2 separate regions of the Homo sapiens genome follow, and region 1 is linked to region 2. A link is an interaction called in ENCODE POLR2A ChIA-PET data of the cell type or tissue named here. Cell type or tissue: PC-3. All regions are shown on one strand. Each heading gives the region's core, and the rest is flanking DNA. Links, peaks and the distances in the headings are about the cores only.

Region 1 (2,915 bases), core at 244-2,743, 59 kb before region 2:
AATCGGTTATTCCACTAATATTTTATTGCCTTGATTTGTGGACTTGCCCAAATGAGACTTCCCCTCATATCCACAGCCTGGCCTGGAGGAAGCCAAAATGTGTGAGGACCTAAAAGATCTAGCCGGAGCTAAAATAATGAAGTAAATCCATAGCCTGAAAGTGCTTTGAAAATCATTTGACATGAATTTGTTTTATTTTCACCACCAGCGCTATAGGTAACTTGGCTCAGCCAAGCCTGATGTTTTGCTATTCCTTTTGAAAGCATTTCAACACTGATCAAAGAAAGTTTGGAGGGTCGACATAGCAGTCTGGCCACTTCTGCCCATTTCCAAGATTCCTTCCCCAAAATGACGACCAAAATGAGATGGTGCCAAAGGTTGGTTCAAAGACAATCTCAGATCCCCAAACCCTTCAGTCCAGCAAGCTTTCCCTCCCAGGCTGGGAGCTGTTTGACTGAAGCAGGGGAGTTTGAAACCATTTGAGTGAAGACCCAGTGAGGCTCAGCTTTGCTTTGGGCTGTACAAAGAGATTCCCACCTGTCAGTTCTAATACAGTTTCATTGTCTGCTTTCAGTGAGGAGGGAGACGATACACCTGGGCTAAACATTACTAGCTGGTCTCCTGTGACAGGTGTTTTAAGTAATGCCATGGAGATAAAGCAATTTACGTGGTGCCTGGCACCTAGAAAGCACTCAATAAATGGAAGTGATTCTTCCTCTTCCTTTGTTAGGTCAGATGCTTGTGGAAGAGCAAACTTAGAATTGCTTTAGGAGTCATTTCTAAGTCCTAAAGGGTACAGAGAAATTTCTACAAGCCCCACCCGTCTGCTGCCTCACTCTTGCTCACACCTTCTTGAATTTGGCCCAGAGCACAGGGAGGCAGCTGTAATCCAGGGATATGGTGAGATGCAGCTTCCCAGGGAAAACAAACACCACGGGCCAAGGCAGGAGGCAGCCCTTAACATTTCTGCCTTTAGACCTACAAGCAGATGCCTTCGGACTACCTCAAAGAGATGTCTAACCTTTTGACTTCAGAGGCAACTACATTTATGCTTTTACAAATGGAAGGAGTTTTGCCTCTCTGGTAAAGTTATTTTGGTAAGATCAGGTTTAATCCCTGCCCTGTAATCACTTTGCTTAAGATTTGGACATCCTTGCCCCTTCTACCTGGCACCAGTTCTACACGTGGCAGTTTGTAAACACCCTTCTTGTGCAGGCAGCTGAGCTTGCTGGTGCTAGCTGGGGTGGAGTGTCCAGCCAATGGACTGAAGGACTGAACGATGATTTTATTTTCTGGGACCAACAGCACCAACACCTAGGAAAAAGAGGCTATTTTTACCTAATGACATAACTTGTGGCACACATGTTAAGGCACTCCATTAGTTAAATATAGTTCTTTCTATTTTAAAACTGAAAGAGCTGGCTGTAATTTTGGAAAGGTGGAACCTGGTAGATGCCGGGAAGTACGAGCCTGGAGGGAAGGACTGGCCTCTGCAGCTGACCTCCTCCTCACAGGCAGGGATGCCCACATCCAGAGCTCACGGGATTCCTTTTGGGTGGAGGCGGCCTTGCCTCTGCTCTCTGAGCAGCCCGTCCTTGAGGACCAGGCCATTGATGTAGAGTCTGTGATGTGGTCTGTTTAAGGGTGGGGCTTCTAGCACCCACACATCAGGTGACATCTGGGATACTGCCTTAAAGGGCAGCTAGGAAGTCAGGTAAAATGTGCAGCTTTTTTTTTTTTTTTTTTTTTTTGAGACAGAGTCTCATTCCATCACCCAGGCTGGAGTGCAGTGGTGTGATCTTGGCTCCCTGCAACCTCCGCCTTCCCGGTTAAAGCGAGTCTCCTGCTTCAGCCCCCTGAGTAGCTGGGAATATAAGCGTCCACTACCACACCTGGCTAATTTTTGTATTTTTTTTTTTTTTTAGTAGAGATGAGGTTTCACCACGTTGGCTAGGCTGGTCTTGAACTCCTGACAAGTGATTCACCCGTCTTGGCCTCTCAAAGTGCTGGGATTACAGGCGCGAGCCACCACTCCCGGCTGGCGTGCAGCTTTCTCCATTTTGCAATTCCACAGGGAATAGAGTATCAGATAAAGGTTTAGATGCTCCCTGCCCCCCCAGAGAGTGGGGAAGTGAATGGCGCCCAGGCAGCCTGGTTCTCGAATTACCTGCGGGGACGATGACTCTCCTCTCGTTGGTGGTCATGTTGGGAGGAGGGGGGCCATTCTTCTCGTCCATATAGCTGTTGTAGTTCATGGGGTTGGACTCGCCTCCGCCCACCAGCTTGCTGCATTTGCTAACGCTGCAGTCCACCGGAGACTCCCTAAAGTGAGAAGAGACAAAGCCCAGAGGCGGTCAGCACTGACAGGGCAGCTTGCCTCAGCCTCTGAATCATGAGCCCAGGGCTCCGATGATGAGCATGGAGCCATTGCCCGGCCACACTTGGTGTCATGATGATGATGATGCCCTCTTTCTATCCTCCATGCTGCCACCAGAGTTTTCTTCAAATCCCAGCCCAATCCTATAATTACAGTACGTAAAAACTGCTGGCAGCGCCTCAGTGCCCTCAGACCAAGGTCTGAGCTTCTTTGTGTGGCATCGCAGCCCTCCCTGTCTGACTGCAGCTTACATTTTTAGCCTCACTGCCAGGCAACCTAGTCCATGCTCCCAGACACGCCTTCCCCACAGTCCCCCAGCACTTGGTGCCCGCCTTGGTTATAAGGACTTGTCACACTGTCTGATTCTCAGCTTGGCCTGCGCCCCCTGACTGCTGAGTTCTTGAGAGGATAGTCATCACTTTCTTTGTTTAACCCTAGTATTCTTACAGGAGGTGAGCAGCAAATGCTTTCTCAGTGAGTTATTTCTATTGCACATATATAAGTTTAATGCATTTCTTATGCACTGTTGTATTCGAAT
Region 2 (2,915 bases), core at 230-2,729:
CTGAATTCAGATTTCAAGATGATGTTTTTAACTTGAATGATGCAGTCTTGTACTGCCCACTATGGTAGCTTCTAACCATATTTAATTAATTAGATTAATCAACTAATTAAACTTAATTGACTTAATGAAAAAAGAACACAATTTTACATTTCCTTTCTCTAGCCATATTTCAAATACTCAATAGCCACTCAAATAGAGAGTACAGTGGCTACCATAGTGAACAGTGCAGAACAGGACATTTCCATGTTTGTAGAAAGTTCTGTTGGACAGCCCTGATAAGGAAAGTTTTCTTAATCTTTCACTTTCCTTGGACTTTAAGATAGAGTTAAAAAGGTTGAGAAAAACTGATAAAGTTTCCCAAATCTCTTCTCCTAAAAATTGTGCAAGAGCTATATCTGTTACAGAGTTTCCTACACATGAATATCTTCAAAAGAGAGATTTTGGAACCTTGTGTAGCCCAATAAAATACTATTGCTCCCATATCAAATGCAAAATCAGAAACTTAGTAGCTGAAGAGATTATATTTTTTTATGTAGTTAAGGTGGTAGGACAATGAGTATGTCCAAACCCTTTATACAATCCAACATCACAAAGATAGACAAATAAATTTTCTGCAAGGCTGCATTTGCTTTCATTGTGTCAGATGTTCTTCATAATTTGAAATATAAATTTGAGATGCTCTCTAATCTCTTTACCTTCACTCTGTGGTGTTAGTGTGGAAAAACACAGCATGCTCTTTCAATACAGCATCTCGGTCTTGGTGGTGATTTGTTGTCATGGAGAAAAAGCAGTAGGGCTGATCTTAGCTAGATTGTGGTCCCTAGGAACTACAGACTAGTGTTTGAGCAGTTCAATGTTCGGCCTCATGAACTTTGAAATCCCAATTCTGTTGGCCAAGGATAACACCCTAATACCTAGTTCAATGCGTTCAATAAAAAGATTGCAAAAGAAGTTCATCATTTTAATACTAAATGTCTGAATGAGCACTTAAATGGAAATGGTCAACTCCATTTTCCTTTCTTCATCTCTTCATTTTTGAGCTACTTCAGTGTGGGTAGAATATGGGCAAATGTTCTCCTTCCCTTCACTTCTGGTCACATAATCATACTTGGTTGTGCAGTGTACCGTGAAAGACAGCAATATGACCTTTCCTAAAATATTGATGATGCATGATGAGAATAAAGACCAACCCAGCTTTCCTGGCCTCGTTAAGTGAAAGAAGGGCCTCCATCACTTGTGACTTCAACACTAAAAGAGGATCATCTTCAAGGCAAATTACTTCTTTTGTTCTGTTGTCCCTTCACTCACACCAAAGTCAGTTAAACCTATTAGTAGCATTTACACTTAATACAGACTGTCACAACCCAATTAAATTCACATCCCTTAATCAGGGAGCTCAGTTCTACTGGTATCTCCCTCTGAATTAACCTACTTCTAGCCTGGTTCTGTACTGTATTACCACAAGGACATGGGGAAGATAATAGAAGAGGTGGCGTAGATGTATGGGTGGAGGCAGCCATAGGTATTTGGTCAGCCAGACGGATGTTTTAAAACTATTCACAAGGGAGTGCTGTAGCATAGGTTGGACAAGAGAATTTGTTTCTCTGGTGTTTTCTGTTTGACACAACTCTCTTTATCAGCAGCACAAGCCTGGAATTCCTGAAGCCACACTCATATCCTGCCATCGGTTTTTACGTAAACCCCCCATTGATTGGGATGGGAGTTTCACAAGTAGAACAATGGCCGGATACGTGGGAGGGAAAGGAGGAATATGGGATGTTTGATCTGTACTTGTGCATTTGTAGGGGATGGTGTCTACATGGGCAAAGAGATATGAATAAGTCACTAACTGGTGAATTTAACCACATGCAAGCAAGTCTTTGAAATCACTAAGGCCAGAAAAAAGCAACCCAACAGATTTAAGTTACATTTATTATCTGTTATATTCATGCATCGACTTGAATGAGAATAATAACTAAGATAATAACAACTAGCAGTTGCACAGCACTTTACAATTACAAAGTGCTTTTACTTCCATACTACTTTTGATTCTTATTATTAGTAAGGTTGGTAGAAAAATTAACGTTATGCATTATTACTACCAGTACTACTATTATTTTACAGGTAGGAAAGGAGATTGGAGAAGTTATTATCTGACCGAAGACCACACAATTAATAAGTGGGTCTGAACCTAGATTTCCAAACTTCAGACTGCATGTGGCTTTCACAAAATCATTCTGCCACTGTCACAGTAATCTGGCAAAATACTCCAGAGGTTTACTGCCAGCCTTCCTAAGGTTTTGTCTCACCTTTTTTAGGCAAGAAGCACCTTACAGCACACAGCATTGACACATTATATTTACATTGTGTGGGCATGAAGTCACATTTGGTAACTTTGGCTAACTGAATATTGGCTGACTGAACTTTGCCTGACAAATAAAAAGACGGGGCGGGTGCTCTTTCTTTAGTAAAAAGTCCAAATAAGGCTCGGAATCTGAAATGCCGCATGATTTACAGCAATCTTGTTACATTGGCAACAAGAAAGCCATCCAATGAGCCACCCAGTAGTTAGTCAAAGTGTAGTAATTAATTCACGCTTTTCTTGAAGAAACTCAAAGCAACTCACTACTCCAGTTTTTTACCAAATCCATGGAAGAAGAGGATCATCAAGAAGCCTTAATCCTTTTGGGTAAATGGACCCACTGAGAAGGGGAGAGTAACTTGTCCAATGTCACGAAGCCAGCCTAAGGCAAAACCAGGTACAGAACTCAGACTACCCAAGCCGGTGCCCACATTAGCACTTTAGAGGGACCGATATATAAAACTCTCTCAGGGGAGCTAGGCACAGGTGCACCTAGACAGCTTCACCAGCAAAGTTTTTAAAGGAGGTGGAGAACGAGGCTTGCTCTAATAGC

The links. ChIA-PET counts read pairs that join two places held together with the same protein. Peaks named below come from ENCODE experiments on the same cell type or tissue, not always from the same donor. Only the 100,000 strongest peaks of a DNase experiment are listed, where the experiment ranks them.
Region 1: POLR2A ChIA-PET joins it to region 2 with 14 read pairs; 11 of 35 experiments call an interaction of 5 or more read pairs at or near these places.

What each region holds. Positions count from the first base shown.
Region 1 is chr11:128,767,525-128,770,439 of GRCh38, reverse strand. FLI1 (Fli-1 proto-oncogene, ETS transcription factor) reads right to left here. Exons shown (of 9, transcript NM_002017.5): 3 at 2,168-2,322. Among named protein-coding and RNA genes, the nearest start is that of SENCR, 73 kb to the right of the region's middle. In PC-3, for the core only: no CTCF peak of the experiment used is centred there; no DNase peak of the experiment used is centred there.
Region 2 is chr11:128,708,363-128,711,277 of GRCh38, reverse strand. The region is part of intron 1 of FLI1 (Fli-1 proto-oncogene, ETS transcription factor); the gene reads right to left. Among named protein-coding and RNA genes, the nearest start is that of SENCR, 14 kb to the right of the region's middle. In PC-3, for the core only: a CTCF peak has its summit at 1,564; a DNase peak (open chromatin) is centred at 1,707; H3K27ac peaks cover 2,500 bases.